2 separate regions of the Homo sapiens genome follow, and region 2 is linked to region 1. A link is an interaction called in ENCODE POLR2A ChIA-PET data of the cell type or tissue named here. Cell type or tissue: PC-9. All regions are shown on one strand. Links, peaks and the distances in the headings refer to the core of each region. The heading gives the core; the rest is flanking DNA.

The links. Peaks named below come from ENCODE experiments on the same cell type or tissue, not always from the same donor. Only the 100,000 strongest peaks of a DNase experiment are listed, where the experiment ranks them.
Region 2: POLR2A ChIA-PET joins it to region 1 with 7 read pairs; 4 of 35 experiments call an interaction of 5 or more read pairs at or near these places.

Annotation. Positions count from the first base shown.
Region 1 is chr2:159,054,797-159,070,996 of GRCh38, forward strand. It overlaps TANC1 (tetratricopeptide repeat, ankyrin repeat and coiled-coil containing 1), which reads left to right. Exons shown (of 27, transcript NM_033394.3): 3 at 11,100-11,175. The coding sequence starts at 11,115. It also overlaps the pseudogene GSTM3P2. Among named protein-coding and RNA genes, the nearest start is that of TANC1, 94 kb to the left of the region's middle. RefSeq lists an enhancer at 9,522-10,050. In PC-9, for the core only: no CTCF peak of the experiment used is centred there; DNase peaks (open chromatin) are centred at 10,425 and 10,735; H3K27ac peaks cover 1,891 bases.
Region 2 is chr2:159,189,228-159,205,427 of GRCh38, forward strand. It overlaps TANC1 (tetratricopeptide repeat, ankyrin repeat and coiled-coil containing 1), which reads left to right. Exons shown (of 27, transcript NM_033394.3): 17 at 5,030-5,266; 18 at 7,381-7,566; 19 at 9,748-9,826. Among named protein-coding and RNA genes, the nearest start is that of MIR6888, 10 kb to the left of the region's middle. RefSeq lists enhancers at 6,148-6,317, 12,381-12,430 and a cis regulatory region at 6,233. In PC-9, for the core only: no CTCF peak of the experiment used is centred there; no DNase peak of the experiment used is centred there.

The sequences.
Region 1 (16,200 bases), core at 8,041-12,040:
GTTCCTTTTTCATCTGTGATGATGGTTTATTGTGTACTGTGCTTACAGTGGTCTTAGGAACAAGAAAGTTTCCCCCTTAAAAATTATAATGCCTACAGGTGGAAGAGACCTGAAATTATCCAGTCCAGCAGGAAAGGGAACAGTATTCTTGGTGAAATAACAACTTGTCCAGAATCACTTTGTATACATAATGCCTCTACCTGTATTCTGGGAGTTGCGATTGCACATCAGGAAGGTGGGCAGTGTAAGTTGGGGATTGTAGCTCTGTTGTATGACACAAGTGGGAAACAACAGGAAGGAGAAAGGAAAAGAGAATGTAATTCTGAGTGTGGTTGTTGTGGAGCTAACTGTCATAAGGAGGATTGGGACTTGGGTTTCCGGTTGCCCTAAACCTTACACAAAGAAAGACTCTATGGCCCTAGCCACGCCTTCTACTGAGTTATGTGAGAGGAGGAGACCACGATCAGACTGTGGTTCATACTCAAACCCTAGGTGGTTCTCCAGGAGCTTTTTAGCTGCATGGCTACTGGGTCCCTGAGGTGATGCTGGTATCCATAACTGCTACACTTTCATCCTCATGCAAAGCCTCCCTTTCTTTGAGGCGTGTATTCTGTGCTGTCCTGATCACCTCCCTATTCCCCCTACCCTCAGTTCATTGAGGACTTTGGAGGCAGCTATTCAGTGCCTGAGCTTTCAAGTCAGGCCTGGGTTCACATCACAGATTTGCCTTTACTAATCCTGTGGGCTTTATCATTGTCTGGAATTGTTCCACATCCAAATTTTAAAAATTCTTTAAAAAGAACCAGACTCTTTCAACTTCCTCATTCATTTATTCCGACTGTGTTTGTTCTTTGATCTCTTTGAGACACCATACTTTTTCTCTCTGGCTATCCTACCTCTCAGGGCTTCATTCCCTTCCTGACCAGCCTTGATTTCACAGCACACCACTCTGAGCACTCCTGTACTGGCCCCTGCACTGTGAACTCCTGATCATTGATCAGATCCTGCATTCTCTGGACCATCCCTGGATGGTTCTTGGGGCTGAGAGTCAGAGAAGGGAATTGCACAGCATAGCTTATTTATTTATTTATTTATTTATTTTAGCCCAAGTGCTGTTTATTTAAAAGAACAAAAAAGAGTGGAGGCCCCCTAGGGACGGATGAAACAAAACTAGCAGTGCAAGTCTGCCTCTAGCTCAGCATAAAAGCTTGTTGCCCCACTGGGCCATCTTGTTGTTGATAGGCATCTTCAAGAAGCAGTCAGACTGCATGTAGGCAGCAATTTTCTCCAAAGCCTCAACGGCACATGAAAGCCTTAAGATGTGGGAACTCATCCAGGCACTTGGGCTCAAACATGCACTTTTGATCCAGGACGTCATAGATGGGAAAATCCACAAAGGTGAGCTTTCCCCTGCAAACCATGAGAATTTCTCCCAGGAACATGGAGAATTGTTTCAGTTGTTCAGGTAGCTGTTCCAAGTACTGAGGTTTCAGGGTTGGTTTTTATTTATTTTATTTATTTATTTTTTTTTTTGAGATGGAGTCTTGCTCTGTCGCCCAGGCTGGAGTGCAATGGTGCGATCTCGGCTCACTGCAACCTCCGCCTCCCGGGTTCAAGCTATTCTCCTGCCTCAGCCTCCTGAGTAGCTGAGACTACAGGCGCCCGCCACCACGCCCAGCTAACTTTTTGTATTTTCAGTAGAGACGGGGTTTCGCCGTATTAGCCAGGATGGTCTTGATCCCCTGAACTTGTGATCCACGAGAAAAGAGAAGCCTCCCAAAGTGCTGGGATTAGAGGCGTGAGCCACTGCGCCTGGCCAGGTTTCAGTTTTTCATGGTCAGAGTTGTAACAGCACTGTATCAGTTGTGTGCAGAAACTGGTTGCTTGGTTCTCTAAAATGTCCACTTGAATCTTTTCAGTCTTACCACACATGTGCTTGCCAGCAGTGTAGCACAAGATGGCATTGCTCTGGGTGACCTTGTTCTTCCCGTCCATGAAGTTGGGCAGATTAGGAAAGTCCAGGTCTAGCTTGAATATCACATCCAGCCATTGGCTTCAATCATAGGAGTTTCCTGGCATGTGTACCATTTCTCCTCATAGGACATATCCGTGAACTACAGGAGCAGGCAAATGGTGTGTGCCAGCCCGCAAATATTCCACTAACCCAGAACCATAGATGAGTTGCACGATATGATGATGCTACTTGTGAGCCTTTGAGGATAGGAGCAGTTTCATAATCGGGTGTTATGGCCTGGTCTGCAGCCTAGTTTGGATGATCAGAGCTGTTCAGCTGTCCGTTTTATTGTTTTTGGTTTTTCTGAGAATCTCCTTCTGTTGCCCAGGCTGGTCTCAAAGGCCTGGGCTCAAACGATCCTCCCAAAGTGCTGGGATTACAGGCGTGAGCCACCATGCCCAGCCAGCTGTCCTTTTAATCTCTTACTTGCCTTCCTCTCATCTACAGGGCTATCCTGAACCTTCACTGCACCTCTTACCTTGTTTTTACCTTGTAGACAAAATGGAGGCATGAATGTTTTTAGCTTCCTGCTCATGTTTGTCCACATGTTGTCTTCCTCCTCTGTCAGTTGTACTTGCCTTTGTGTCCCTTGTTGTTTGGCACAGGGTAGCAACGTACAGATGTATGTCGAATGAAAACCTGCAATTGCTAACCCAACACTCATTCCTTAATTGGAAAATTAGGTTGTAACCCAATTTCTGCCACTTGCTGGTCCAGGAGAGCCAGGGCAAGTTTCTCCATTGCTCATAGCCTGTAGAAGGATATTAATTTTACTTAAAGTTATTAAAGGATAACAGTCTGTTTTTAGGTACAATAATTCCCTTTGAAAATTATAGATTAAAATTATGTTTCTCCACAACCATTCATTGATGTTGAAATTGGAAAACAAATACTTTGCTGGGGTGGGGAGCAAGGCAGGGTCTGACCATTCAGAGGCCCAAAGCCTGGTGAAGGAAGCAGGTGTATAAACAATTAAAATAAGATGAAGAAGGCTTCGAAGATGAGGTGATTCTGTGGTGTGTTTTGAAGTGGGTGGGCTTATGAAATTCTTTTGCTTTCTCTAATATATCTAAACATCTATGTAAATACCTGGATGATATACAGTACTAGTGACAATATTGGAGTTTTGTCTTCTAGTTAGCCGTGTTTTGCTGCTGTGGTAGGGAGGTAAGTCTCAGCTAGGGAGCACTCAGGTGACAGGGAAATGAAGACAGGGAACTCCTGCCTGTAAGTGAGCAGGAGCTCTCTGCAAGACTGAGCTCTGCCTTGCACAGTAGCCATTGGCCTGGGAGACATCATGATTATTGCTGGAAATGCTGCCCTTTCTGAACCCTTCCTTTTTTTGAAGGAGAGTGTATTGATTTCAGATTTTTGGCTACTGTCTTTGCACTTATCCCTTCTGTGTGCCTATTTGAAATACCCAAATAAAACCTACCTGCAGCCAGTGCTTCTGAAAGCCTGTTATTTGAACAGATCTTACTGTGTTAAATGTGCACTTCTTCATGTATACACCAAATTATTTTGACCATAAAGTTGGGAATTAGTACTTGGTACCAGAATTCTTAAATTATTAGTCCAAACTCCTTGTTGGAAGAGAATTGCCGTTGATTTTGATTTCCCTTCCATAATAACCCTGCCACTCATTTAAAGACTTTTTTTTTAGTGTTTGTTGTGTGTAAGGTACATTGCTAGATGCCATGGGGGATTTGTGGAGTTCAACATTTTTCACCATAATTTTGATCTATCATCATATTAGAACAAGGCAGGATGTAGAATTAGAGAAAACATATCTTTTGACCATTGTGGCCTGAGAAGGCTTTATGGAAGAAATGGTGTTAGAATTTGGATTGAACAAATCCCTTTACAGGTATATGAAGATGGCTCTTGTACTTAGAAGGAAGCAACTTCTTTATCGTCTCCTCCAAAAGTGAAATTTTCTTTCTGCCAAGTACTTATCAAAATACTAATTTTCTAGTAACTTGAAATACTGGCTAAGGTAAGGTGTTTTGTTTGTTTGTTTGTTTGTTTGTTTTGGTAGAAACTCTTCCTGAAACAACCTGTATGAATGTACAGAATATTTTAAATATAGGTGGAAGGTGATTTCACCACAATAGTTTCCACTTAATTTTGGTGCATCAGAACTTAAGCATTTGATTTCCAATTTCATGCCCAGAACTCTTTTAAATTCATATTACTTGTGACTGTAAATTTACTATGCTTTTTAATAACTTATACTTAAATCTGAAGTGTTTTTGCTTAGGACAAAACTATAAAGAATAGAATAGTAGAATAGAGTTCAGCTTGTAGAATGGGTTGTTGAATAAAGAATGAATGACTGGATCTATGTGTCTTAGAGAATAAATTATAGTTTAATGTCATATTTTCCAGCTATGCAAATTAAGAAAAACCAGACTAGGTGCTGTACTTCATGCCTATAATCCCTGTGCTTTGGGAGGCCGAAGTAAGAGAATTACTTGAGCCCAGGAGTTTAGAGACCAGCCTGGGCAACCTAATGAGACCTCCATCTCTATGAAAAAATAAGCAGCTGGGCTTGGTGGTACATGCCTGTAGTCCCAGCTACTCTGGAGGCTGAGATGGGAAGATAGCCTGAGCCTGAGAAGACAAGACTGCAGTGAACTGTCACTGTCATGGTGCCATTGCATTCCAGCCTGGGCAACAGAGTAAGACTCTCTTAAAAAAAACCAAATATATAAAAAAAAAAGAAGAACCAAAGGCCAATTCTTTACTTATCACAATTATTTACGGGTTGTTCTAGCCATCCCCCGCACCCTGACACACTTTTCTGGATGAAGCATCTGGATCCTGGAGAAGTTCCGTTAGTTGTTTCCAGTCATATTGGCAAGGTCTCTGTCAATTCCTAGGATTTCTCTACTAAAGTGAGGGAAAGTGTGAGAGAAATCTTGGAATGTCAAAAACTCATCAAGGGCTGGTTTTTCCCAGCCTCCTAGGATCTCCTAGGAGTGATGAGACATGGCTCTTGCTTTCAGGAAATTTCTGTGTACAGGGTTTTCCATGAGTTTCTAGATAACAGCCAGTGTACCATCTAGCAGACCTCTTTGTGTGTGTGTGTGTGTGTGTGTGTGTGTGTGTGTGTGTGTGGTTTTTTGTTGTTGTTGTTTTTTTTTTTTGGTCTCTTACGCTTTGTTTTTTCTTATTTGCTTTAGTCTGTATTATTTATTTTGTAGGCTGCTTCAGACTCCCTGCTACCACCACCACTTTCTTGTTGCTAATATGAAGAACAGTTCTAAAGGTGTTATACAGAAGGCATGACTGTTAGTTACGTGAGTCAGACTAACTACGTTTTAAGAACTTTTCAAGCTTCTAACACAGAGGATGTTTTTGATGCTTCTTTGAAGCAAAGAAGAAAAATGTCTTAATTAAGTGTACCTTAGTTTACAGTGTTTCACTTGTAAATGTTGCTACTCTGGCTTTATTATTTTTGACAAAAGCAGCATCTTCAGAGAATTTTGCTTTGAGGCCAGGTGGATAGTTTGATGGGAGAAGCCCCTTCATTAGAGCGTGCACAGAGTATGTGTGTTTAGGTATTTGGGGTAACTGGACTGAGGTTTTAAGGTTAATTCAGATGTGGATATGAAGAGATATTGCTAAATGCAGCATTTTCCTCCCTAATATCTCATTGTCTGATGTCACATGGATTTAACTGAATTTTCTTGCATTCCTTGCAAGTGTGAATATATAGGAATATTCTTTGTCAATTATAAACTGCTATAAATGTTTGTTAATTGCTTGATTTGGAGGAAATCTTACATCTGTATTCATTGCAGCCTGTCAACAAATACTGAGAACAGGGTGGGTGCGAAGCCTGTGTTCTGGCTTCTGTTTGTATCTGTTAAAGAATAAACATAGTCCCTGCCCTCAGCTCTCAGATTCGACTTGAAATTGTGTAAATAGGCAGTATGGCACTCCAGAAGAGAAACGTTTTACTGCTAGTACTCTTCTATGATCTCAGACAAGGTGGTCATGGTTCTGATATTGCCATTGTGATTACAGACTGAAATAGATTTTGTCTTGTTTTGGAATCATCTTACTATTTTGTCTAGGGTGTTTTTTGTTATATTTTATATGCCAACACAACATGCTGTGCAGAATTCAAATACATAATGTAGAGAGGTTGTGCCTGTCCCCAAAGACTTGGTGTGCTGAAGGAGAAATACCAGAAGTAAAAGTAAGCTTTTGATAGTCTATTTAACTTCTGGGGGGCTTAAAAGAAGAATATGTGACATTTGGAAAACTTACATGTTGAATGATAGTAGAAATTTAGGTGACTTCAGGCCATTGGCCCTCTCAGAGTAATGTTACCTATTCACCTTTTCTCCTCAATGAACGTTACAGGAAATTTACTTCTATTATTCAGTTTTAGTTGTAGTAACTTTTAGTTGTAGTAACAAAGAGGCTGGTCTTTCCTTTTGTTGGGGCTCAGGACAGGATACCCCCCAATATGGCACCTTGGCATATAAGAGAAACTGCAGAAGAAAGGAGGTCCCTCTGACCTCCCCTTGCCTTTCTCCCCTGAAGCATGGTCATCAAGGAATTCTCTGACCTATCTCACCTGACAGTGAGTTATAAGACTCTCATTCCAGAGAGGTCCTGCCCTGTACCCAGAGGACAAGAAGAATCTGGACAAGCAGGCCTTGCTAAGGGCCCCCACCCCAATTATTAGGCCTCATTCCCTTTTTGTTCAATCATGCTTCTACGTGGCTGTCCATTCTTCATTGTACTTAAGCGTAAAAATTCAAGTTTCCTAAGTCTCTGGATCCTCATTTCTGAAGGCTCTTGTGTCATGCAAAACTTTGGTTGAATAAATTTGTTATGCCTTTCTCTTGTTAATCTTTTTGTTATAGGGGTGTCAGCCATGAACTTTGCCATGGGTGAGGAAAAGATACCTTTTCTCCCCTACACTCTCTTCCTCAAAAATATATAATGGAAAGAAATGACATCTGACGTTCTTCACATTTTCAAAGACTTATTCTTAAGTATTTGAGTTCAACAGTACCTTTGTTCTACTTGCTGTCATAGAGGCTAAGGTTTTATGGGGCAGAACTTGAGGGATTGTTTGGTCAGTATTTGAGTTATACCTGTGCCTTTGGTCTATAATATAAAGTAGGCCGGGCGTGGTAGTTCACACCTGTAATCCCAGCACTTTGGGAGGCCAAGGCAGGCAGATCACCTGAGGTCAGGAGTTTGAGACCAGCCTGGCCAACATGGTGAAACCCCGTCTCTACTAAAAATACAAAAATTAGCTGGGTGTGGTGGTGGGTGCCTGTAATCACAGCTACTCAGGAGGCTGAGGCAAGAAAATTGCTTGAACCCAGGAGGTGGAGGTTGCAGTGAGCTGAGATTGTGCCACTGCATTCCAGCCTGGGCAATAAAGTGAGACTCCTTCTCAAAACAAACAAACAAAAAACAAAACAAAAACCACACACATACACATATAGTAAAAAAGAACATTATTTCTTATGTTTTATCCTATGATACTTATCCATAAGTACTTCCTTACCATACAGTATGTTGGGCTTGTCATTTAATCTGCTGAGTCTGAATTACTGTGTCAGAAAGGCTGGTTTGCATCATTTCTATTTGGTTCAAGTGCATGACAGCTCAGTGTTCACCCTTTTAGGGGAAAAATGACAGTAGTTGAAGTTGCTACTGGAAGGGAAGTGTGATGATGCAGAAGAGGAGAGCCTGCTGGCTGCCTACACAGGTGGGCTTCAAGGTGCCATTTCCATTGAGGAATTTACCACTGCCTTCTCTTTGGTCCTCAGAAACTCAATATTCTCCATGTCTTAAATGGATGAGACTGGGCAAAGTGACTCCCTTTAAGAAAGCAAAGCTCGGCCGGGCGCGGTGGCTCACGCCTGTAATCCCAGCACTTTGGGAGGCCGAGGCGGGTGGATCATGAGGTCAGGAGATCGAGACCATCCTGGCTAACAAGGTGAAACCCCGTCTCTACTAAAAATACAAAAAATTAGCCGGGCGCGGTGGTGGGTGCCTGTAGTCCCAGCTACTCAGGAGGCTGAGGCAGGAGAATGGCGTGAACCCGGGAAGCGGAGCTTGCAGTGAGCCGAGATTGCACCACTGCAGTCCGCAGTCCGGCCTGGGCGACAGAGCGAGACTCCGTCTCAAAAAAAAAAAAAAAAAAAAAAGAAAGCAAAGCTCATGAGAGCTTTTGTTTAAAGCTGGAGTACCGATTTGTTAATTTATTCTCAGAATTGTCTGTCAGCAAGCCAGACAGTTGTGTGAACTGGACCAGCACACTCTCTCCCTACTATTTGCAGACTAAGAAAGGAGCCAAATTACGAGGTGTCTCTCAGTGTGAACAGAACCAGAACAAGAAGTAGTTGTATCATGCCAATGTGTGACAGCACCTAGCTCCAACAGCCCAATGTGTCCATTTCCAGAATTGGATATAGGGGTATGTGTTTATAAGTGTGCAGATACCAGATAGTCTTCTCTGGAGTGTACTGTCATTATTGGCCCCTAGGGTCTATTCCTATAAATGCTATTTGTGACCATCCCCCTTTCAGTGGGCATAGCCTGTATGTCCATTGGTGACTGTTAAGTTCCAGTTATGGGTTTAAGGCCAGAGACGATTGAAACTTCCAGGTGACTTTGTATAGCTCCACTCTGATCTGTGTTAGTTTCAGAATTTAACTTGCTGGGAAGACTTACTTTTTTCCTTTCCAGTCTGGGGGAGGGGAGGATGGTTCCTTATTTTTGCACTCAGGTATAATCAGTTAAAGTTGCTCCAGGTCGCAGTTTGAATAGCTTTTTTAAGAATATAAAATTTAAGCTATTTACCTCGAGTTGCTATTTATGGAGGAAAACAGGAACTGGAAGAAATACTATAGCAGATATTTGATAGCCTCTTTCACTTAAGACCACTGATGTGGAAGGTATGTCTATCCTGAAAATAGCTGAGTGCCCCAAAATAGGAAAACAGGGTGTCTGGGATGAGATACCAGAGTCAGTGTCACCTAGTCCTTGCCCCGTGTGATGCCTATTCTGAGTGGCCTGGTAGGTGTACTGCCAACTGGTGATGACCTGGGTGATTAATCGGGAGCAGCTCATGGATGTGGTGGGGCCTGAGCTTGGTCAATGATCCAGGTAAACACACGGCTCTGGAAGAGTTCACCAAGGCTTGGTGCAAGGGACCTTGCATGAGCTTCGGTGGCATGGCTCTGTCAGTATTTTTCTCTTATTTTTTAGGTAGTTTTTGCTAAATTATAAACCCCAAAGTTGGTTGGTTGAAGAATATGTCTGTGTTTACCTATCTATTTATTATTAACTTTTACTACCATTTTTTTATACTACAGTGTTTTTCATTGTTTCTCTGAAGTGTGCTTGTTAAGAGAAGTTTGTGTTTTCCATCGGTTCCATATGGAAACTATTGCTGCCTTCCAACTTTAGTGTTTGCCCTTTAGGTGAAACCTAAATTTTTTCACCAGGGTTTATTCAAGCAGCATTTTCAAAAACAGAATTAGGCTCTAAGCCATGCCCCTTCAGTATGTAAAACTTGTGTGTAAGATGATTTTACTCCGATAACCTTCAGTATGGCTTTTTCCAAATTCTGCCTAAGATACTATCTTTCTAGTATCACTCAGTTTTGTTTGATTGTTGTTGCCCAAAGCTTTCATTGATCTGTGAGGAGAGACCGGCCTGGTGGAGGGGAGGAAGGTGGTCCTGCTGGGCTGCTGCAGATTTGGATTCTGGCCCTGCTGTTAATTAGCTTCGTGACCCCTGGCAAGCCAGCCTCCCTGGGTCTCTGTTTCTTCATCAGTAAAACAAAAGGCTTGGGAAAACAAATACAGGCTTGGACCAAATGATAAGAAAGGTCACCCTGCCTTTTTATGTTGTGTGATTCTATGAATGGCAACACATTGGGATTCCTTACCCTTCTCAACGGGTGCCACAAAACTTCTGCTTACTCTGGGGGCTGAGAGGTGGTGTGTGGTGTGTTACACTGAGGCCATTTGAGGCATTTGTGCTAACTAGGCAGATGTGGGAGCCCTCCTACATAGGAGTTTCTCCCTCCTTGCCTCCCTTCCTCTGCTCCCTTCCCCGTCCTCATTCCTCCCCTCCCCACCCCTTTTCTTGCCTGTTCAATAGAGACCTGCTTGCCTTCTACTTCCCTTAGTGCATTAATAAAGGTGTGATGGTAACACAACCCACTAAGATTGGTTACCATCTGGGGTTGTTCAGCCATCTCATCTGAGTTAGCAGTGGGGAGAGAGAGCTTAAAGGAGACTGGCTTCATGATGAAATAATGGTCCTTTTGTCTGTCTCTTGCTGTAGAGATGGTTTCATGTTTCATCTTAGACCTGGGCCATTGTGTTTTTACAAGCTCAGTACAACCCTGCTTAAAGATACAGCCTTTTCTTTAAAGGATCTGGCCGTAGTGCCACAGGCCTGTTCTACTTACTTCCCTTCCCCACCCCAAAGTTATAACTTCCTATATATTGTAAAAACCCACTGTGGTGTGTGCTGTTTAATTGGGTTCTCTGATCAGGGTTAAAATGTGTTCCCACTGTATTTATTTTGCAAATGTTTATAAGATATGCCTCATTTCATAACCTTCCAAAATGTTTTCCTTGTGATTATATAATTAGTAACACCTGTAAAACATTGCCTTTAACCATGTAGCTTCTTTCATTATCTTTTTGATTTCATGTTCTAGTGCCGCCTTTTGATGAACTGGGATTGGGAAACTGTGCCAAATATCTTGCAGTACTGTACCCAGGTTTAGCCTCATAACCTTAATTAGATGTGGAATGCTGAGAATGCACTATTGTTTTTTTTTTTTTTTAGCTTTTCTAACAACAGTGAACTTCTGAGCACTTCATTAAAAGTTATAGAACATTCCTTGTGTCTTCAGCATTTAGTTTCCCACCATAGTTTATTCAAAGAAAATTAATGTAAGGCTTAGGGTACCTTAATATTAAGCGGTCTGTTTGTTTGAACACAAGTTACCTCTTTTGTCAAGACACAAGTTATATTCCAACTTTCAATGTTTAATTCCTCTTCTCTCTGTTTCTTTTCTCCTTAGAAACAAGTGTTGAAAATGTTAAAGGCTGTGCTGAAGAAGAGCCGAGAGGGAGGAAAGGGAGGCAAGAAGGAAGCAGGTATGTGTGCAAGAATGAGAAGCTCAGCCATGGACAGCGGGCAGCAAGCTGCTCCTCACCCCAGGCCGGATGGATTTGTTGCTTTGGGAGTGGGTCAGAGAGGGTTACCTGGGTTAGAACAAACAGTGTGCTGGAGGCTATGAGAAATGAAATAGGCCAGACATGGTGACCCACACCTGTAATCCCAGCATTTTGAGAGGCCAAGGCAGGAGGATTGCTTGAGGCTAGGAGTTCCAGGACCAGCCTGGGCAACATAAAGAGACACTTTCCTCTACAAAAAAATTTTAAAAAATTATCCGGGTATGGTGGCACATACTTGTAAATCCTAGCTACTTGGGAGGCTCTGGCAGGAGGATCTCTTGAGCCCAGGAGTTCAAGGCTGCAGTGAGCTATGATAAAGCCACTGTACTCCAGCCTGGGCAACAGAGCCAGACCCTGTCTCTTAAAAAAGAAAAAGGACAGGAAACATAATTTTGAACTTTATTATAAGAAGTGACTTTGAGAATTGAGTTTGGGTTATAACCAAATCCTTTCCCAGAAACTTTAAAGGTTCATAATTTTAATAGGTCATTCAGATCTGGAGGGAGTCAAAGTTAAAGACATTGAGGGATAGCAGGTGTGTTCAGGAATTTAGTTTCTAGAAATCCCATTCCCTTTCCCACATGATTACATTTTATGTGTTTGACCAACTGCTGGCTGACTGGTCCTCATCTTTTGGAGTATCAAATTTTACTCCTAACAGGTGGAGCCCCACTTAATGCCAGACTGCTTGTTTTCATTATAATGAGAACTACTTAATTTGGCTTGAATTTCATTCTTGTTTGTAGAGTTCTGGTGCATATTGTCACTGTGACTTTAATAGCATTACATTCCTTGTGCTAACCTATTCTAGGATTATTTTGGTGAATACTCACTGGTACACCATTTTTCTCTCGCTAGAAAAACTATATATTGTCTACCTGTATTGCACAATAAAAATATGTTAGCATGAATTGACTTGCCTGAAATGTTACATTTCACTCTGTAAACCCATGTTAATCCAGTCTCCTTGGAGAATGACTGGTTTTCTGAGTTACTATGTCAAATAATGTTTCAGTTTTAATTTCTGTTTTAAGAAGTATGTTTATTACTAAAGCATCATAAAATTATGGTTAACTCTTTAATTCAAAAGATCTTGCAATGCCTTGTGATAATATTAATGTCTGTTGTTTCCATACTTATATAAGAGAATAAGTGGATTTCTAACGTTTTTGGTTATATAGAACCTAGACAAAATTTATTTTTATTGCTAATTATCCCTTAAACCAAGTCTGCAAAATGACAAACTCACCTTAAAAGTAGAGCCTTTATTGCAAGGCTGCTGTTAAAGCTTCTCATCAATGCCTGGGTGAGCAGACACCAAAGAAAAGGAGAAACCAGTTTTTAATGACCTAAACAGGAGACCATAGTTAACCTTAGAAAATCAACCCCTGGCTTTGAATAATTGATTAGAATTGTTACTCTGGAGAAATTTCGTTCACAGAATTTCCATCCAGGGGGACATTCACCCTCTGCTGGGTCAAGACCAAAATGTCTTTCTTGTTAGTTTTCTGAAAGCTGTTTAAAAATAATAACAACAAAAAACTTTTTCAGTTTTGGCTCATCTGTCACCAATCATGGGAACTTTATTTGCTTCTTTAGAAGCCTTTGTAATTTCCAGCATAAAGTTACCTCCTAAGCTGTCTGTTGGGGTGGAACTGCCAACCAGTGGGTTATTTTTCTCAGGACCAGGGTCCCCAAGCCTAAACTCACCAGTCGGTAACAGTTCTTCAAAACAGGCCTACCATCCTCTTTGACCAGTGCCATACTTAGAAGAAATAGCAATATATTAATAATCTTCAGCACCCATGTCTTTCAGACACACCAGACAGGAACATAATTTGCATTTGAAACTTTTCCAGTTTCAGAGCATGTGATTTTGGGTTTATTTCTCCCTTTGGTCTTTAAAAGCAACTATTGCTTTTTCTGAATCATTTCTTCATAATAATTTCCACACTGGCTTTTTCACTAATACAAACCAACTTGAAAGACCAATGGGAACGTTTCCCATAAAATATCTGCATGGTATGTGCCTTTTTGCTCTTAACTATAACCTGGTTGTATTAGGCTAGCAACAAAGCAGATGGAATTTTAAATCCTGATGAAGTTATATCACAGGATTGTTGGGGGAAATACTTGGAATTTGACCACTCATATGTTGAGTCCATGCCAGTCCTCATTATATAAGTAAATCATAGCTAAGATTTTCTATAAATTAAAGCTGGCTAGTCTACCAAGACTGCTCTGAAACTTAGGTAATATCTCCTGCAATATGGAAAAATTTTGCTGTACTGTTTCCAATTAAAACCAATCTTTGTTGCAAAGACATAAGAAAATTCATTCCCATGTACTTGAACTCATAATCATAGAAATTTAGGAGACATGTCTAAAAACTTGAGTTCAGCTTTTCATGTCCTTTATAGGTTGTTTTTGCAGGCAATCTTTTACTACACTTTTATGTTAAACCTATTTTGAGAATTTGGAAAAATGCAGTAACTGAGATAAACTTAGTATCCTTCAATGGAAACCAAATATTTTTCAGAAGCGTTGAACAGTTGTTATTCCCTCATTTATCCCTAAAAAAAAGTTATCACCTATATCTATAGGTAAAACTTTAGCAGGTATTGAATTCAAACTATATGTATATAAGGATATTTGCAATATTATGTTTGTTGGTTCTTATTCTTTTGAGACAGCCTGTGTCTTTTGAGACAGACAGACTCTGTTACCCAGGCTGGAGTGCAGTTGTGCACCATCTCCACTCACTGCAACCTCCGCCTCCTGGGTTCAAGCAATTCTCCTGCCTCAGCCTCCCGAGTAGTTGGGATTATAGGCCCGTGCCACCACGCCTGGCTAATTTTTGTATTTTTGGTAGACATGGGGGTTTCTCCATGTTGGCCAGGCTGGTCTTGAACTCCTGACCTCAAGTGATCCACTCGCCTCGGCCTCGCAAAGTGCTAGGATTACAAATATGAGCCACTGCGCCCAGCGGATATTTGCAATATTATGTACAGTGAAACTTAAACTATTGAAAATCATCGAGTAAACTCAAAATAGCAGAATTCCTCTCTTTTTTGTGATTATGCATTTTTACCTAGGAAATGCTTATAGCTGGGCAAAAAGTGTTTTCAGAAGGCAATAGAGGCACGGTGGAGAATGTAATTTTTAAAACTTTACCATGTTTTTTTAGAGAGCATATTCACCTTGTTCCTGCTGTTCCATCAGTGCAAATGAGCACTATATTTTTCTTGACCTTGAGTTTGGCCTAAGGGAGCAAAAATCAGTATTAAACCATAATACAGGGAGAAGGCCAGATGAGGGCATCTTATTTTTTTTCCTCTCCCTGCTTTATGTTAGGACCTTGATCTAAAATAAGCAAACGAGGCACTGTGTTTATTTTTGAAGCTCTCCAGAGAGGCCTACAACCTTTACCACGTTTCTTAATTTTAAGTGACCTTTACTATCAGAAAACATTCATATTACTACTATTAAACAGTTACTTAGTTTTAAAAATTAAATAATTACTAGACTCTTAAGATTAAGAGTATTGTGATATTAAATCTGGACCTAGTAGGAGTTTACAGTAGATATAAGAGCCACACTGGAAGTTAGTATCTTTTTGTACAGCAACACTGTTTGGAAAATGAATAGGAAAAAAAGTCCCATTTTACAATAGAACAAAAACTTTATCAACCTAAGAAGAAATATGTGCAAGCTTTTTTTTTTTTTTTTTTTTTGAGACAGGGTTTTGCTGAGTCACCCAGGCTGGAGTGCAGTGGCGTGATCTCGGCTCACTGCATCCTTGACCTCTCAGGCTCAAGTAATTCTCCCACCTCAGCCTCCTGAGTAGCCACCACGCTACCATGCCTGGCTAATTTTTGTGGGGTTTTGTTGCTGTTGTTGTTTTTTTTAATAGAGATGGGGTTTCCGCCATGTTGCCCAGGCTGGTTTCAAACTCCTGGGCCTACACAATGCACCCACTTTGGCCTCCCAAAGTGCTGGGATTACAAGCGTGAACCACTGTGACTGGCTATGCAGCCTCACATTAAAGAAAATAAAACTTTATTGAAGGACTTAAAGGAAGACCTGAATAAGTAGAAGGAAATACTGTTTTTCTGAATAACCTGATTCATTATTTTAAACCATCTAGCTCCTCCATAATTATGTAGACATTCCATTTAATCCCTAATGAAATCCCCAATTTTTAAAGAAGACTTTTTTTTTTTTGAGTGGTTTTAGGTTCACAGCCAAAATTGGGAGGAAGGTTCAGAGATTTTCCCCCACACACGCATAGCTTCCACCATTATCAACATTTTCCACCAGAGTTGTGCATTTGTTACAACTGATGAACCTACATTGACACATTATTATCACCCAAAGTCCATAGGTTACATCAGGTTCACTCTTGATATTGTGTATTCTGTGGGTTTGAACAAACGTGTAATGACATATCTACCATTGTTGTATCACAGAGTAGTTTCATGGCTCTAAAAATCCTGTGTGTTTTTTTAAAACACTACAAAATTGATTCAAAAATCCATCTGGAAGAGAAAGTGCTTAAAGGAAAATCAAGGACAATTTGAAAATGTGAGGCAGGTGCATATAAATGGCCGAACCTGGTTCACGTGCCTCGGATCTAGCTGCATGAGAGAGCCCGGAAGAGTGTGTTTGGACTTCTTGGCTAAGATTTGTACAAGATGGACTTTACTATCCACCACCATATGCATTGTGGAGGATTCTTCAGTCATAGACATTGGGCAGGTTCCCTCCCCTTCAAAAACTAAGGAAGCACAGATATCTAATTGCAGCTCATTATGGTAGCTGTTACTACCACATAGCGAGTAAATGGCTCAGCTAATATTTTTTTTTCTACTGGTCTCCAAGAAATGAAACATAATTTGATCTAACATCTATGATGTAATTAAAGCTCACAGTTGGTAGTGTTTC
Region 2 (16,200 bases), core at 3,592-7,591, 130 kb after region 1:
TGGGAAGTTTTGGATGTGCCAGTTGGTGCTTGTTAACAGGAGCTGCCGACCTTGAGGATGTGATGGTTGCAGGTGACTTACCTCTGCCCTCATCTCGGCATGAGGTGTCCCTGCTGCTCTGTGCTGGTGAACAGCCCAGGCTGGGCATGCAGGGTGATGTGGACAGGAGGGCAGAGCTCCCTCCTGTGCCTTCCAGAGGTCAGGGACCTGAGTTCTTGTCGTTTCTGAAGACTCCATGAAAGGTTGATTATAACATCGATTAATGTTTATTTAACATGTACAGATGCTGAGTGCTGTGCTAAATGCTTAATGCACATATATATACATACACTTTTTTTTTTACACATTGATTTTTAATCTTTACAACCACCAAGTGAAGTGAAACTTTTATCCTCATTTTTTTAGATGAGAAAACTGAGGTTTAGGGCAGTTGATACTTTCCAAAATCACACAGCTGGAAGGGCGCCTGACACTCAGCAAGCCCTTGCTCTGCAGGTGCCTTTATCACTTGATGTGTTTACAGCCCTGGCTGCCAGCTAAAATCACCTGGGAGCTCTGGGCACCACAGCCCCAGCCCCAGTTAAGTCAGAATCTCCAAGAGTGGGGCCAGGGTATTGGAAACTTTCAAGCTCCCAGGTGGTTTCAGTGTGCATCAAGGTTAAGAACCATAGTTTAGGGGAAGGTGATGGAGGGTTAAGTGGTAAAAATACGTACAGCATTACACCGACAAAGGAAAATGTTATTCCCAGAAGCAGAGGAAGTGTGAATTGATGACATCTTTAGGAAACCTCTGCCCTGAGCACATGCCTTCCAGGTAAACTCTTGTAAGGGATTCATCATGGTACTCCAAGTATACCTTCCACCATTATTAGCAAAAGAGTACCTGTTAGATAGAATGGGATGGCATGCTGCTGTTTTCTTAGGTGGCACCTAAAGCACAGAGAGGTTGAGGAATTTTCTGAAAATCACACAGTAGGTTAGTTTGGGGGCTGGCTGAGAACTCACACCACTTAATCCTTCATTTTTTAGGCCCATGGATCTCAAGAAGGTATGGGGTTGATGGGGGAGGACAGAATGTAACTGGCTGGCAAAATTATCCAGGGAATTTACAAATGATCCTGCCCATCCTGTGGCTAGCAGAGTCTGGTGTGCCCCTTGGTGGCATTGCGTGTATTTCCAGATGTGTATCTTCTCTACTCCTCTTGCTGAGGACTGGTTTCATTGGCCTTAATAAAATCCTATTTCTTCAGCATAATCTGATTCTGTCCACGCTGTTACTCAAAGGGATTTTTAAAACACTTTTATTATTTTATTTTTATTTTTATTTATTATTATTATTTTGAGATGGAGTTTTGCTCTTGTTGCCCAGGCTGGAGTGCAATGGCGTGATCTTGGCTCACTGCAACCTCCGCCTCCTGGGTTCAAGTGATTCTCCTGCCTCAGCCTCCCGAGTAGCCGGGATTACAGGCGTGTGCCACCGCAACCAGCTAATTTTTGTATTTTTAGTAGAGACTCAGTTTCACCATATTGGCCAGGCTGGTCTCAAACTCCTGACCTCAGGTGATCCACCCACCTCGGCCTCCCAAAGTGTTGGGATTACAGGCGTGAGCCACCATGCCCAGCCACACCTTTATTAATGTTGTAGCATAATGCAGTCTTAAAATGCTTTTGAATTAGATCAGAGTCTGGTGGCATTTTTAAAAAGCAAGCCTATATAGATCTGTAGAGCAGGCTTGGTGGGGATTAATTAAGTCATTTGCCTGAAGTTGCCCATGAAACAGCAGTGTTAGGACTGGACACCCTTTCTGATCTCTCATCCATTCCTCCACAAGTACAAGTTGACAGCGAGACCCTAGAGGCTGGGTTGGTGTTCACCTGGATCTGGCTAGACAGTGGTCTCTCTGATGGTGTAGACAGCGGGGTGGTGGTCAGGTGGTTGGCTGGCTCCTTGTCACTTGCACATGGCCTGTTCTTCCTTAAATGTAGATGGCAGTCCCAGCAGTGTGAAGAAACTGATGTGTGGGTCATCCCCATCCATGGAGGGGCTCTGTTTGCCTTTCTTCTCTGTGAACTTCTGTATCGTAGAACCAGTGTCTGGTGCAGTGGACTAAGCAGGAAAACAGAGCATGCTGAGGGATAGAGAGGGCCTGGGTGCACAGGGTACCCTCTCCCCCATGTCCTGGCACTGGAGCAGAGCCCTGCAGGAAGTGATTATATTTATGGAATGAGCATTCCAGTCAGGGAACTAAAAGGGGGTAAAGACCATGAGGCCGGCCCTGCTTGGCATTGTCACAGCACGTGTTGGGTCCAAGGTGGCTGCAGTGAGGGAAGGATTCTGCAGAGAAGATCAGAGAGGAAGCTGGAGGCCTGTATCACAGAGGTTCAAGCTTCAGCAGCCAAGACATCTTCAAATTTGACACCTGGGGTTCTAACCTGTCACTATGCCATTGTGAGTTATGGTTTCACTACTTGGTAGTATAATTTTCCAGACCCATTTGTTTGTAAATATTCTGTTTGTCAGCTACTCTTGTGGACATCTATCACTGAAATACCATGAAGTTTTTATGCCTTGTCATCTCTCTGTATCTTTTAATGATCCCCATGTGTCTCTAGTCAATAAATGATAGTCTCTGTGGTTTTCACATTTAGTGGGCAGGTGGAGGACCTGCCAGGCTTTGGCAGGGGCAGTGATTGATGTGGGTCAGGACCATTGAAGTAAGCCATTGAAAGAAACACACTGGGCATCTTAATAGCTGTTAAAGGAGCATCATTTGTATCTAATGATCTGAAGATCTGAAAAAAAAAATATTATTATACCTAAAATTTGCGTATGTTCAGTAATTTTATTTTAAAACCTGTAGATAAAAAGCTTTTCCCAATACCTAGATCCAGGGAGATTACTAAGTGGGGGATATAGTAATTAGTGGAAGCAGCACATTATTTTCTAGCAGTATTATGCTGCGGACAATCATGGCACATGTGGACATTTCCATATTTTCTGTTTCTTTTAGGAACACATCCCTATAAAGTATTTGTATTTACTTTTGGCCTTATCTCACTATTAACACCATGACTATTTTTTTCTTTTTAAAAACATTTTTTATAGAGACGGGGTCTTGCCATGTTGCCCATGTTGGTCTCAAACTCCTGGGCTCAAGCAGTCCTCCCTCCTCAGCCTCCTAACATACTGGGATTACAGTTGTGAGCCACTGCACCCAGCCACAATTATTACTTCATTACCAGGAAAATGAATTTCCTGGTTTTGTTGAGGTTAAACAGTGATTTTTCAAAGTGTGGTTCCCCAAACCAAGAGTGTCAATATCAACGAGGAACTTATTAAAAATGTACCACCCAGATATAATGAATCAGAAATCAGGGGGTGGGGCCCAAGAATTTGCAGTTGTTTAGGTTTTTTTTGTTTTTGTTTTTGTTTTGCTTTTGAGACGGAGTCTTGCTCTGTCCCCCAGGCTGGAGTGCAGTGACGTAATCTTGGCTCATTGCAGCCTCCACCTCCTGCGTTCAAGCGATTCTCCTGCATCAGTCTCCTGAGTGGCTGGGATTACAGGCGTGCGCCACCACGCTGGCTAATTTTTGTATTTTTAGTAGACACGGGGTTTTCACCCTGTTCTTCAGGCTGGTCTCGAACTCCTAACTGCAGGTGATCCGCCCGCCTCAGCCTCCCAAAGTGGTGGGATTACAGGCATGAGCCACCTTGCCTGGCTATTTGTTTAGTTTTTATTTTTAATTATGGTTAAGAAACACATAAAAGGAAATTTACCATCTTAACCATTTTTAAGTCTGCAATTCAGTAGTGTTAACAATATTCACATTGTTGTGCGATAGATGTCCAGTACTTTTCATGTTGCAGAATCAAAACTCTATATCCCTTAAGCAACAACTCTCATTTCCCCTGTGCCCAGGCCCAGAAACCTTCATTCTACTGTCTGTGAATTTGATTACTGTATATATCTCATAAGTAGTTTCACTCAGTATTTGTTCTTTTGCGTCTGGCTTGCTTCACTTATTTCACTTCCCCGAGGTTTACCCATGTTGTCACATATGGCAGGATTTTCTCCCTTTTTAAGCAGGAATAATCCATTGTATGTATATGTACCACATTTTCTTCATCCATCCACTGATGAACACTGAGGTTGCATCTACCTGTTGGCTGTTGTGAATAATGCTGCAATTAACATGAGGGTACAAATATGTCTTTGAGATCCTGCTTTCAATTCTTTTGAATATGTACCCAGAAGTGGGATGACTGATCACATGGCCGTTCTATTGTTATTTTTTGTTGTTTTGTTTTTGTTTTTGAGACTGAGTCTCACTCTGTCGCCAGGCTGGAGTGCAGTGGTGCAATCTCAGCTCACTGCAACCTCCACCTCCCGGGTTCAAGCGATTCTCCTGCCTCAGCCTCCCAAGTAGCTGAGATACAGGCACACACCACCACGCCCAGCTAATTTTTGTATTTTTAGTAGAGACGGGGTTTCACCATGTTGGCCAGATGGTCTCGATCTCTTGACCTCGTGATCCACCCGCCATGGCCTCTCAAAGTGCTGGAATTACAGGCGTGAGCCACCGCACCTGGCCTCTACTGACATTTTTAATTAAAAATTTTTTTTTTTTTAATTTTCACATCAGGGCCTTGCTGTGTTGCCCAGGCTAGAGTGCAGCAGGCTGTTCACAGGCATGATCATAGTGCACTACAGCCTCAAACTCCTGGCCCCAAGCAATCCTCCCACCTCAGCTTCCTGAGTAGCTGGGATTACAGTCACGTGCCTGGGGCAGTAGTTCTATTTTTAATATTTTGAGGAACCATCTTACTGTTTCCCAGTAAGCTACACTATTTTACATTCCCACCAATGAGAATGTGCATTGTTAATATATTCCCAGGTGATACTGGTGCACATTCAAGTTTGAGAACCACTGGATTAAAATGATACCGAAAATTGAGGATACTGCCCATTTCCAGAAATGTTTAGATGACATACATGTGACAATCTTGTTGGGGGGCCTTGTCCAACAGGTGAGCCGTCTCCTGATTTTGGGAGGGGCCAACGTGAACTACAGGACAGAAGTGTTAAATAATGCCCCAATCCTGTGCGTCCAGTCTCACCTTGGCCACGAGGAAGTTGTCACTCTGCTCCTGGAATTTGGTGCCTGCCTGGACGGAACGTCAGAGAACGGCATGACTGCCCTCTGTTACGCAGCAGCTGCTGGCCACATGAAGCTGGTGTGTCTGCTGACCAAGAAGGGAGTGAGAGTAAGCGGCAGCCTGCTCTTTTGGGGCTGGGGCAGGGAAATGGCTTCATCTCATTGCTAGAATTGTTATTTGCTGGGCCAGACTCTCTTGTCTCTGAAACCACAGCATACACAGAAAGGGTCGGGCTCCAGGGATTGGTCACTTTGTAATGTGGCAGCCTCAGAGAGGTTTGTTTTGCTCATACACAGCAACTCTGCTTAATGTTGTCCAGGGGAAGGCAGAATTCCAGGGAGACCCTGGCTCCTAGCCGCATGAGGAGGGCCAGCCTTTAAAAAGCCTGCAAGTATCGATCTAGAAAGCACCAAGATTGGTTTAAAATATTTTAAATGTTTGCTTTTTTCCCCTCTCTTCTTCTTATCCCATTTTATGTCCTTTTAAAACAGTAGGATGAGTTCCATGAACTCATGAAGAAGCCATGTGCCTGAGCTCCAGGAACTAGATTGCCTGGAATCTTCATCTTTCCACTTGCCAGCCCTAGGGTATTGGGCAAGTTATTGAGCCTATATATGACTTCAGGCTTCTTATCTGTAAAATGGGCATAACAGCAGTCCCTACCACAGGGCTGTTGAGTAAGCATTCAGTCATATATGAAGTAAGTATGTATTGCTATACAAGTTACTCTAGAGCGATCAACTTTTTTTTCTGTTTTGACAGTCTCACTCTGTCACTCAGTCTGGAGTGCAGAGGCATGATCTTGGCTCACTGCAACCTCCACCTCCCAGGTTTAAGTGATTCTCCTGCTTCAGCCTCCAAGTAGCTGGGACTACAGGCACATGCCACTGTGCCTGGTTAATTTTTGTATTTTTAGTACAGATGGGGTTTCACCATGTTGGCCAGGCTGGTCTTGAACTCCTGACCTCACATGATCTGCCTGCCTTGGCCTCCCAAACTGTTGGGATTATAGGTATGAGCCACCACGTCTGGCCAGGAGCTGTCAGCTTTAATAGGGTGAATGAGAATGATATCGAGCTCACAGTAAATGCTAGGTTTACTGGAAGCATTTTTTTGGGAAATGTGCCTTTTGAATAACAGTAGAGATAAACTGCTAATTATCTTTTGTCTTTTAATTAGGATATTTAAAGTTCAAAAAAATTAGGCTTATAACAGCTGTGGGAGATTTATTTTTTTCTCTCAAATCCAACATTTGGGACATACATAAACTTCAGTTCATGGAGAAGGAAATGTGTGGCTAAGCCTTTGGGGTGGGTATGTTACTGCTGCACATCACCGCACCTCCATTTACGGATGGCAGCTGGGCTTTACACTTTATTCTGAGGCCAGCAGGCCTCCCCCCATCACAGCTGAAAGCTCTGGAGTAGGAGGCTGAGTGCTATGTCAGGGGGCTCTGGCAAAGCCTCTGAATGAGGGTACAGGGCGTCCCCAGAGTTGGCAGGCATGCAAGGCTAGGCCCTGGGCTCTGCTCCCAGGCCCAGTACTCTGGGGTTTAGACAGGGCATGAAGGGCTGCCGCTGCTTTGGGGCCTTGAGGAGTAGGTGTGTGGCACTCACTCACTTTTTCTGCCTAGCTGGCCTGCCCTGACTTTGTGGCCGCCCCCCCTTTACTTGCCAGCATGCCCAGGCCACCGGCCTACATGAGACCTCCTTCCCAATCAGATGCCACTTGGACTCCTTTCCTGCCCTTCCACACTCAGCTGTTTTTCCACATCCCTCTCTTTCTTCGGATCCCCTGGCTCAGTGACCAGAGAGTGGCTCTACTCCTTCAAATTATAGCTTGTCACAGCAGACTTAGAATGCCCCACCCAAGCAACCAAAGTTGGGAAATACAGGGATTTGTCCGAGGTTTTGGTCTGTGTCTCCACACATGCTCACAAGAGAGTTAGGAGCTTTGTGTAGTTTGCTGCAGGGACATGGGAGTAAGGAGGGTGTTTTGTGACCCTGAATCTTGCAAAGGGAACCTGAGGCCTGGAATGGTACATTCATTACCATCTGGAAGTAATCCAGACTAAGGTTCCATGTTCTCCAGAAAGACAAGTTGGAATGTGAACCCCATGTACGCTTACAGGGAGTGGGGTTTGCACACAGCTAGGTGGTGCATCTGCATGCTCAGAGGCAAAGTAATGCTCAGCTGTAACCTTCCCCTACTCCTGCCCCCAGGTGGACCACTTGGATAAGAAGGGCCAGTGTGCGCTTGTCCACAGTGCCCTACGGGGCCACGGTGACATTCTCCAGTACCTGCTGACTTGTGAGTGGTCGCCGGGTCCTCCCCAGCCAGGCACCCTGAGGAAGAGCCACGCCCTGCAGCAGGCGCTGACCGCGGCGGCCAGCATGGGCCACAGCTCGGTGAGTGGGGCAGGGGTTTCCCTCCTGGGAAACAAGAAGCTGTAGCCCAGCAAGTCAGTTGACACACTGAAGGACCGAAAGAAGGAGGATGCCAAGAACTAGCATTTGGCGTTGACCACCTGCAGTAGAAGGTCTTCTATGGGCACCACATCCTTCCCGTGAGTGACAGTGCACACTCCTATGCACACGTGATGGGGACAGGCAGGCTTATTTTTCTATGGGAAGCCTTTTGATGACATTCACTCTCAGCTCTTCCTCATGTCTCTCCTCCTTCCCTGCTCTGCCCTCTAGACCTGCTGTTTTAAATTTTTTCCCCTTTGATTCGTTTCTTCTGTCCTTGTGTTCATTTAAAAATAATCACATAGAATCCTGATTCTAAAATCGTTCCTGAGTATTTGAAGGATTTTTAAAAATAGAGCTTTAATGCTTTGATAGCACACAAGAATGCTTGTCATTTACAGCTCCTCCACTGAATGAAAACTCCATGCAGTAGTTAAATAGAGCATTTATTTCTGACAGATGTTGGTATTCCTCAGTTTGAAGATTTAATTGTCACCTCCTGACCTGTGTGTCTTGGCTTTCTTTATCTGTGAATTTAATAATGTTTTGCTCGCTTCCTCCTGTGTATTTCTTACTCTGAATTATCTTCAAGCAATTAGAGGTGCCAGTATTTGGTAAGATTCTTTTTCTAAAATGACTTTAGTAAATTCGAGTGGGAAGCTGGCTGGCTGACTTTGGCATTCAAAACTCATGAGCGGACACACACACAAGCATGAAATAGTGGCTGGCTAATTTCTGGTTTAAACATTAAACACACACACACACACACACACACAGAGAGATACTGTTAAACACACATATGAAAATGTAGATGTTTTCCTTTTTTTAAGTGTGAAAAGTCATCATTGGGAGGACCATGAATGCCTAGGAATGACCTTGGTCTTAATCCATGCTAACCCCCTTGTTTTAAAGCTGGTTGGGAGGAAATGCTGAGCGAAAATCACCTCAGCACAGCCAGTAGGGTGAAAAAAGCAGGGTTTGTTCACCATAAGACTTGGAGGGTATGTTAGTTTCCTAATGCCATTATCACAAATAGATGCAACCTTAGTGGCTTAAAGCAGCACACACTTACTCTTAGAATTCTGATGGTCAGAAGTCTAAAATCACACTATTGGGAGGTCAGCCTTCCTTCTGAAGTCTCTAGGGGAGAACCTGTCTCCTTGCTTTTTCTCAATTCTTGAAGCCACCTGTATTTTTTAGCTCATGGCCCCTTCCTCCATCTCCAAAGTGCCTTACTTTCACCTTAGCCTCTGTCGTCTCATTTCCTCTGTCCTCTGACCTGGACTCCTCCTGTCCCTCTTAAGAGGATGGTTGTGATTGATTAGATCAGGTGTGTATCAGATATAGACCTTGATAATTTGAGATAATCGCCCCATTTCAACATTCATAATCACATCTGCAATTCCTTCTTGCCCTGTAAGGTCACATTCACAGGCTTTGAAGATTGGGATGTAGACATCTTTGGGGGCCATTATTCAGCCTACCACAAAGGGTGTGGGCTAGGAGACTGGAAGGTGGCTTTGTCGTGTTCTCCCGTTGCTCGCTGCTGTTGCTCAGGGTGAACGCCGGCTCAGGTCCAGGGCACAGATGCCTTGTCTCCCTGCAAGCCAGGCTTCCTGCCTCCATACCTGTGACTTGACCCGCCCTTTGACAGGAAGAGTCCCATAAGGGAAAAAGAATAATGCTACCAGCAGAAAATGTATTTGAACAATACTTTGTAAAAATTTGCAAAAACGTATATCGCTTTGTTTTCCTTCCTTGTGAAAAACTGATTCACTATCTTGTGATTTATGCAGAAACTGCACTTTGTGTGATCTGCCATGTCCTTTGTTGATTAGGCTGGCATATTTGGGTCATGTTGGAATTCATTAGAATTCTGAGTACCTAGTAATCCTGAACCATATTGCTGAAATTCACTGAGATTTTTTTTTAATTCTTCTCCAACTGAAAGTGTGAATAGCATATGAATTATGCTTGAAAACAGTTTTCATTATATTTTTCTCTCCTTGGGCAGTGTGAGATAATGGTTAAAAAACAACACACTGTCTCCTTTGATACATGGGCTATAATAAGCACCTCTTGCTAAGAGAACTCATTAAATCACCTTGCCACTTCTGACAGGTGGTCCAGTGCTTGCTGGGGATGGAGAAGGAACATGAAGTAGAAGTCAATGGCACCGACACATTGTGGGGAGAAACAGGTAATTATAATGCCACTGCTTGTAGTCTGGGGCAGCTTGCTTGATGTTTTAGCCCTATTTTGGCCTAATTGTCTTAAGAATGACTGATATATGTAGTCCTGTTTCTATTTTATCACAAGCATTTGAAGTTTAGAGCTCCTTGAACTTTCTACATGAGTAGCAAAACTTTGCTGGAAGCGTAAGATTTTATTTTTTAAAGCAATCCTATTAACTGATTATTTTGAATTAGACTAGCAGTTACGGTACATCTGATGAATGTCAGATGGAAGTACCTAACTAAGGTGTTGTTTTCTGATTTGCCAAATCTCACACATCTAACCAATGTGATCTTCCTGTGACCTGTGCATGGCGAGCCAGGCATGAACTTCTGTCCCCATCGTCACACGAATCAAAGGCGGCTCAGCACAGAAGGCAGTGGCCTGCCCTGCCCTGTACAGAATGAGGGTAAAACTCAGCCTCGTGGGGTTTACTCACATTACCGTACGAATGCAAGCTATCGGGTCATTTCCATTGGTCTTTACAGTGAGAAGCCTGGGCTGAGCACATCCTGGTGAAGATTTGAGCTGGTTACTTGTGAGACTAAAAGTAATGCTGCTTTCCAGTTTTCCACTTGACTGGATTAGTGTTAGAAATCTAAGACTTTAAATTACAAGTTGTTTTTAAATAGATGTCAGCATGAGTATTTAAAATGAATTTCCAGGTTATGTTTCTGTGTGTGTACCTGGTATATATGATTTCCATTTTTCTTGCACAGATTTGTTTCCAAATGCTTCTAAATTATTTCCTAATAAGCCAAATGGTGGTGTGAAGAGCTTATTAGATAGCTCACCCTAGGGGAAAGCCACAGAGCTTCACCTTCTGGCAGGAGTGCAGGCCTGTCCTTCAGAGCCTCACAGCTGTTTGTTCCATCCCCTTTGTGGGTCCAAAGAAGGAGCTGGGTGTGCTCCCAGGCGCAGAGAAAGTACAGAATTCCAGCGGAGTTGGATTATGTCTACGGGTAAAAGTATGTGGATTGAAATATTGCCTAATTCTTTATGGAGTCCTTCCCCTTCCCTTTTAAACAGTATAGGCTGCTCTATAATTTGGTGAAAGAAAAGTTTCCATCACATTCCAAATGATGTGGTGGGCAGCAGTGTTGCTGAGTGGATAAGAGCATGACTGCTGACAGCCAAAAGGTCCAAACCCCTGTTCTTTCATTGCCTAGTGATAAGAGCCTCCTGGGGCACTTGGGCTTAGACATTCTGATTCACTAGGGGGAAAGCCCAGGATTTGATTTTCTTAACAAGCATCCCAAGTCATTTCAGGTTACTCCTAGCTCCCTGCAGAGCTGTCTAGAAAGCCTGACATAGGGTGACACACAGTGAGAGGTACCCATGAAGACGATGGACATCAGGTCTAGCAGCCATGACATCACACATTTAGCTCAAGTGAGAATTTCTAACATTTTAATATTCAAGATGACTTTTTTATTTGGAAGAAAATTCCAGAGAAGGGCTGACTTTGAAGGCTTTGTTTGAGCTCTCTTCTCTCAATGACCAGTCCTGAATTGCATTATCATCCTGCTTGAGAATCTGCCAATCAGTTGATGGCTAAAGACACACATGAGAAACAACAGACTTCCCACCAGTCTTTATCTAGATCAGAATTCTTGGCACAGTTTGGCTGGATTCTCTACTTCAGGATCTTACCAGGCTCCTAATTGGGTATTGGCTGGGGCTGTGTTCTCGTCAGAGACTCCACTGGGGAAAGACCCACTTCCAAGCTCTCAGCTGTTGGCAGAATTCATCTCCTTGTAGTTGTCCCTTGGGTCTTAATGAAAAGGTAAACAGTAACTTGGCCCCTCCCTTCCAAAGCCTCATGAGTAACCTTCAGACCACTTTGCAACCTGGGAAGCAGTTCACACTCTTCCTCACCAGGCATCAGGGTGAATTTCATCAGGCAAGAGTTTACTTGAGACGTTTGTTAAAATTTAAAGCAAGAAGAGGCAAGCTAAGTGCTGTTTTTCAGGCTTAGCCACAGTGGCTTTCTGTGGACTGCATGTCAACAAAATCCACCTTGCCTTCTCTGCATTTTTCTGTCTGGTACCTTTCTCTTGTGCCCCTTCAAAGACAACCACTATCGTCTACTGCCCCAAGCCTTCCTACTTTCCAGGCCTGCATTTGTCAGAGGAATACCCTGAAATCTTGCAGGGGGTTTCAGCTGAGAGAACATCTGCAAATATAGGTCCTTACACAAATGTATACTGCATGCTCTGGAATGTGACATCCCGTGTTTTGGGATTTGGCCACGTGGGGTCTGTTACCGACCCTAAATGTGGGAATGAAGGCAGATGAGGCATCGTACAGAGAACTGAAGGCCTTGAGAGTGAATGGGTCAGCTCACAGTCCTGGTTCTCACCAAGGCTCAACTTCAAGCCATGGGCCCCGGGATTCCCCAGCCTGTGTGGCTGTACTGCTGTGTGCATTGTTGCTCGTTGCTATAGGGACCCACAGAAGGGAAAGTAGTGGTTTTGCATCCTGTTCTCGTTTGGTCCTCATTCCTGGGTGTAGTCAATGGTGTTTTGTGTCCAAAACACTCTAGGATGGACTGTATCTGTCCCTAGCCACAGCACAAGGATAGGATCCCAAGAGTAATACTTATCTGGGATATGGGAAGGTGGCAGAAAAACTGGAAGCTTTGTGTGGATAACAGTTCATTATTTATTTTGAAACCTTAAGTATGTTTACACAAGTCTGTCCAGCATAGATTTAGCTGTGAACAGCTTGGCTTTAAAATGCTAGCTGATGAGGTGACAAGGCAGAGCTTCCTCGTCTGTTTTGACTCACCTGCCTGCCTTTGAACAGCCTGTGGTTTTCCTGCAGGGATACCCCCGTTAGGAGGACAGCTACCTGCCCATCTCTTCTCTGCCATTGCCAGAGCCAGTGGCGCAGGAGCTTAAATTCACGCACAAATTCTTCCTCCAGTTTTCTGCTAGGAGAGCCTTGCAATTCAGTGAATCTATTCCACATGGCAGAAGTGTGGTTGTCGTGCCTGTTGCTGATTGGAAGCATTGGGTTCTTGGTTAAGAATGACGGCCACCAGCCAGGGAACAGCAGCCCCGTGGAGGTCCCCCTCACTCAGGCCGTCAGTGTGGTGGCACTGGGCACAGCAGCAGCCCTCCACCCTTAGAGCCCTGCACATCTGACTGCTGGTGACCCTGAGTCAATGAATGTCATCACAGAAGTAGGTGGCTCCTGTGTTAGGTTGAAGGAGACAAGAAAATGTACAATAGAATTTTAAGACGTTCATAAAAAATGGGAACAGTATTTAGTTTAGGGTTTAGGGGTTTATTGCAATCAACCCACAGCCTTTAGAAAACTTGCAGACTGTCTCTACTGGTTTTGGAGAGCAGAGGGCTTAACTTGTTTAAGTTTCTGTTTTCACCAGCATCCAGGACCATTTGGTTTTTGTCTGTCCAATGTTTAGGGACCAGCCATTCAGAACTCAGTTCTGTCGTTCCAGTAGCTCTCAAGCTCTCCCTCTCCCCATGCATCCTCCCCACCCTCAAACAAAAGGCCCTAGTGGAGAATAAGTAGTATGATCCATTCATCAGAAGAAAGCTCAGAGCAGATGATGAATGCCTGCATCTAACAGTACCACCCTCAGGATGCCAAGGCTCTTGGCTCGGTGATATTCACAGACTCAGTCAGTGTCTGTTCCGTAGTTTCTCGGCAGCCTGAAACATGGTGAGAACCCACCAGATGCTTATGGCATCTGTTTCAGGCATTCCACAGCTGTGACAACTCCATGCTGCCTCCCAGAAAGTTCTGGCTACACTGAGTTACTATCTCCATGTCAGTGTTTGCTGTGAATCAGCCCAAGCCGAAATGACCAGAGATGCTTAGCTGGTGACCTCATGCTGCTGTGGATTGGCAGAAGGACTGTGTTTGCAAGTTCCAAGCCACACTCAAGTGTGTGAGCCTGCTTGTGGGCTTCTGGTTAGAACCTTGCTCTGAATAGAAGAGAACAGAGGCCCTTCTGCTCCAGCACTTGCCATTCAGGCAGATGGTCCTGTCTGGTATCAGAGCCTTAACCCTCTCCACTCCCTTGGCTCACTCTCCAGTTCCCTTCGTAGGACTTACCATCAGTACATCTTATTCGATAGGCTTTTCTTTTCTTTTTTTTTTTTTTTTGAGATGGAGTCTCACTGTGTCACCAGGCTAGAGTGCTGTGGTGCAATCTTGGCTCACTGCAACCTCCAACTCCCTGGTTCAAGGGCTTCTCCTGCCTCAGCCTCCCGAGTAGCTGGGATTACAGGCATGCACCACCACGCCAAGCTAATTTTTGTATTTTTAGTAGAGATGGGGTTTCACTGTATTGGCCAGGATGGTCTCCATCTCCTGACCTCATGATCCACCCACCTCGGCCTCCCAGAGTGGTGGGATTACAGGTGTGAGCCACCACGCCCAGCCTTGATAGGCTTATTTGATGTGGCTTATTTGATAGGAGGCTGCTTTTCCCAAATTGTGAGCTTTTTTGGGTTTGTTTTTTGAGACAGGGTCTCACTCTGTCACCCATGTTGGAGTGCAGTGGCACAATCACAGTTCACTGCAGCATCTGCCTCCCCACACTCAGGTGCTCCTCCCACCTTGGGCTCCTGAGTAGCTAGGACTACAGGCATGAGCCACCACACCTGGCTAATTTTTGTATTTTTTTGTAGAGATGCAAAACATGGGGATTCGCCATGTTGCCTAGGCTGGTCTCAAACCCCTGGGCTCAAGCAGTCCTCCTGACTCAGCCTCCCAAAGTGCTGGGATTACAGGCATGAGCCACCACACCCAGCCAGTCATGGGCTTTGTGAAGGCAGAAATTTCCCTGTCTCTTGTCCACACCATTGTGTATGGCAACCGTCCGTTCTAGTGCTGCCCAATAGAACTTTCCGTAATAATGGAAGTGGTGTCTGTTTTGTCCAGCATGGTAGCTACTAGCCACATGTGGCTATTGAGTACTTGAAATGTGACTTGTGCAACTGAGGAACAATAGTTTAAAATCTCATCTTAATTTATCTAAATTACATGTGACAGGTGGCCACCAAATTGGACAGTGCAGGTATAGCCTGGTCCTTGTCATATAGGTATTGACCAAGTGGACAAGTGGATTTAAATGAAACAAAGTCATATTTTTAGTGAGGGAGATGTTCACTTGCAGAATAATTTGGGAGAAATACCTGTGGTTGGAGGGGGAGCAGTAAGGGGCCTGGTCACTCATAAAGACCCAGTGTCCTGATTTCTTGGTGTCCTAGCTCAGACCATGCTCTGTTGGACTCCAAGATGGCTCAGATCCTCTCGCCAAGTCCTCGGTGGGGCACCTGTGCTGAAGGCATGGTGGGCTGCTGGTTTGGATCTTTGGGAACACAGCTAATAGCCAAGCATGGTGTGGGCATAGCCCCATCTGTGTCCATAACATCTCCCTCTCTGCAGCCTGGGTGTGCTGTGTCCTCATGCTGGTCTCTGGCAGTCGTCCTGCCCTGTCGTGGTCACCTCCTCAGAGGTCCTTCTGTTTGAAAGAAGGTCGCCAGCACACCCAGAGCCCCATGCTTCATGCACAGGACGCTGGCGGCTCCCCAGGGCTACGCTTCCCTAATTTCTGGAAGGGGATGCCCTATCGGAGTTGGTTAAAAGTGTGACTGAAATACTTCATGTGAAGTGTTTTTATGTTAAGTCAGTAATATTTTAATTGTTGAATACTTTCTAAAGGAGTTTAGTCAGGTAAATAATTTTTATTGTCAAAGCTACTATTTGCCTCTGTTCAGATGGGCCAGATTTTCTCCGCTGTGAATTGAATGGGCTATTTAGCTGCGTCGTAGGCCTCCCTTTGTGTAGCGCATTGAAGCAATTCCACTTGGCATGTGTGCTCACCGTAGTTTACTGTTCACTAATTCTGGATGGAATTTTGGACAGAACCTGCTCCCTCTGGATCTTGAGCCTCAGGCAGTGCCCTGCAGCTGGGGTGGGTGTTTCCAGGCCCCTCTTGGGGGTGGGGTCCTCACACCTGTTTCCAAATTGGGCTGCGAAGCTGGGTCCTGTTGTATTTGACACTTTGATGATTTTCGTTTCCCTCTTGTTTCCATGGGACTGCTTTCCTTTCCCCTTTTGTGGCTCTTTTGGCTTCAGTCACAGGGAGGCCCCAGGCGTGGACGGTGGGCTTCCCACATCCAAGGCTGCCCCAGAGCACAGGGAGCTGGATGCCTAATTACTGTTGGTGTAAAAATGACCCGTTCTTCATTTGAATTTACCTTAGGCATTTTGGAGAGAGAAGGGGCTGTTCTTTGGTAAGAATGTAAAATAAATGTCAGGCCTACTGGATTGAGCCTTGCAGTCACATATACAGCCATC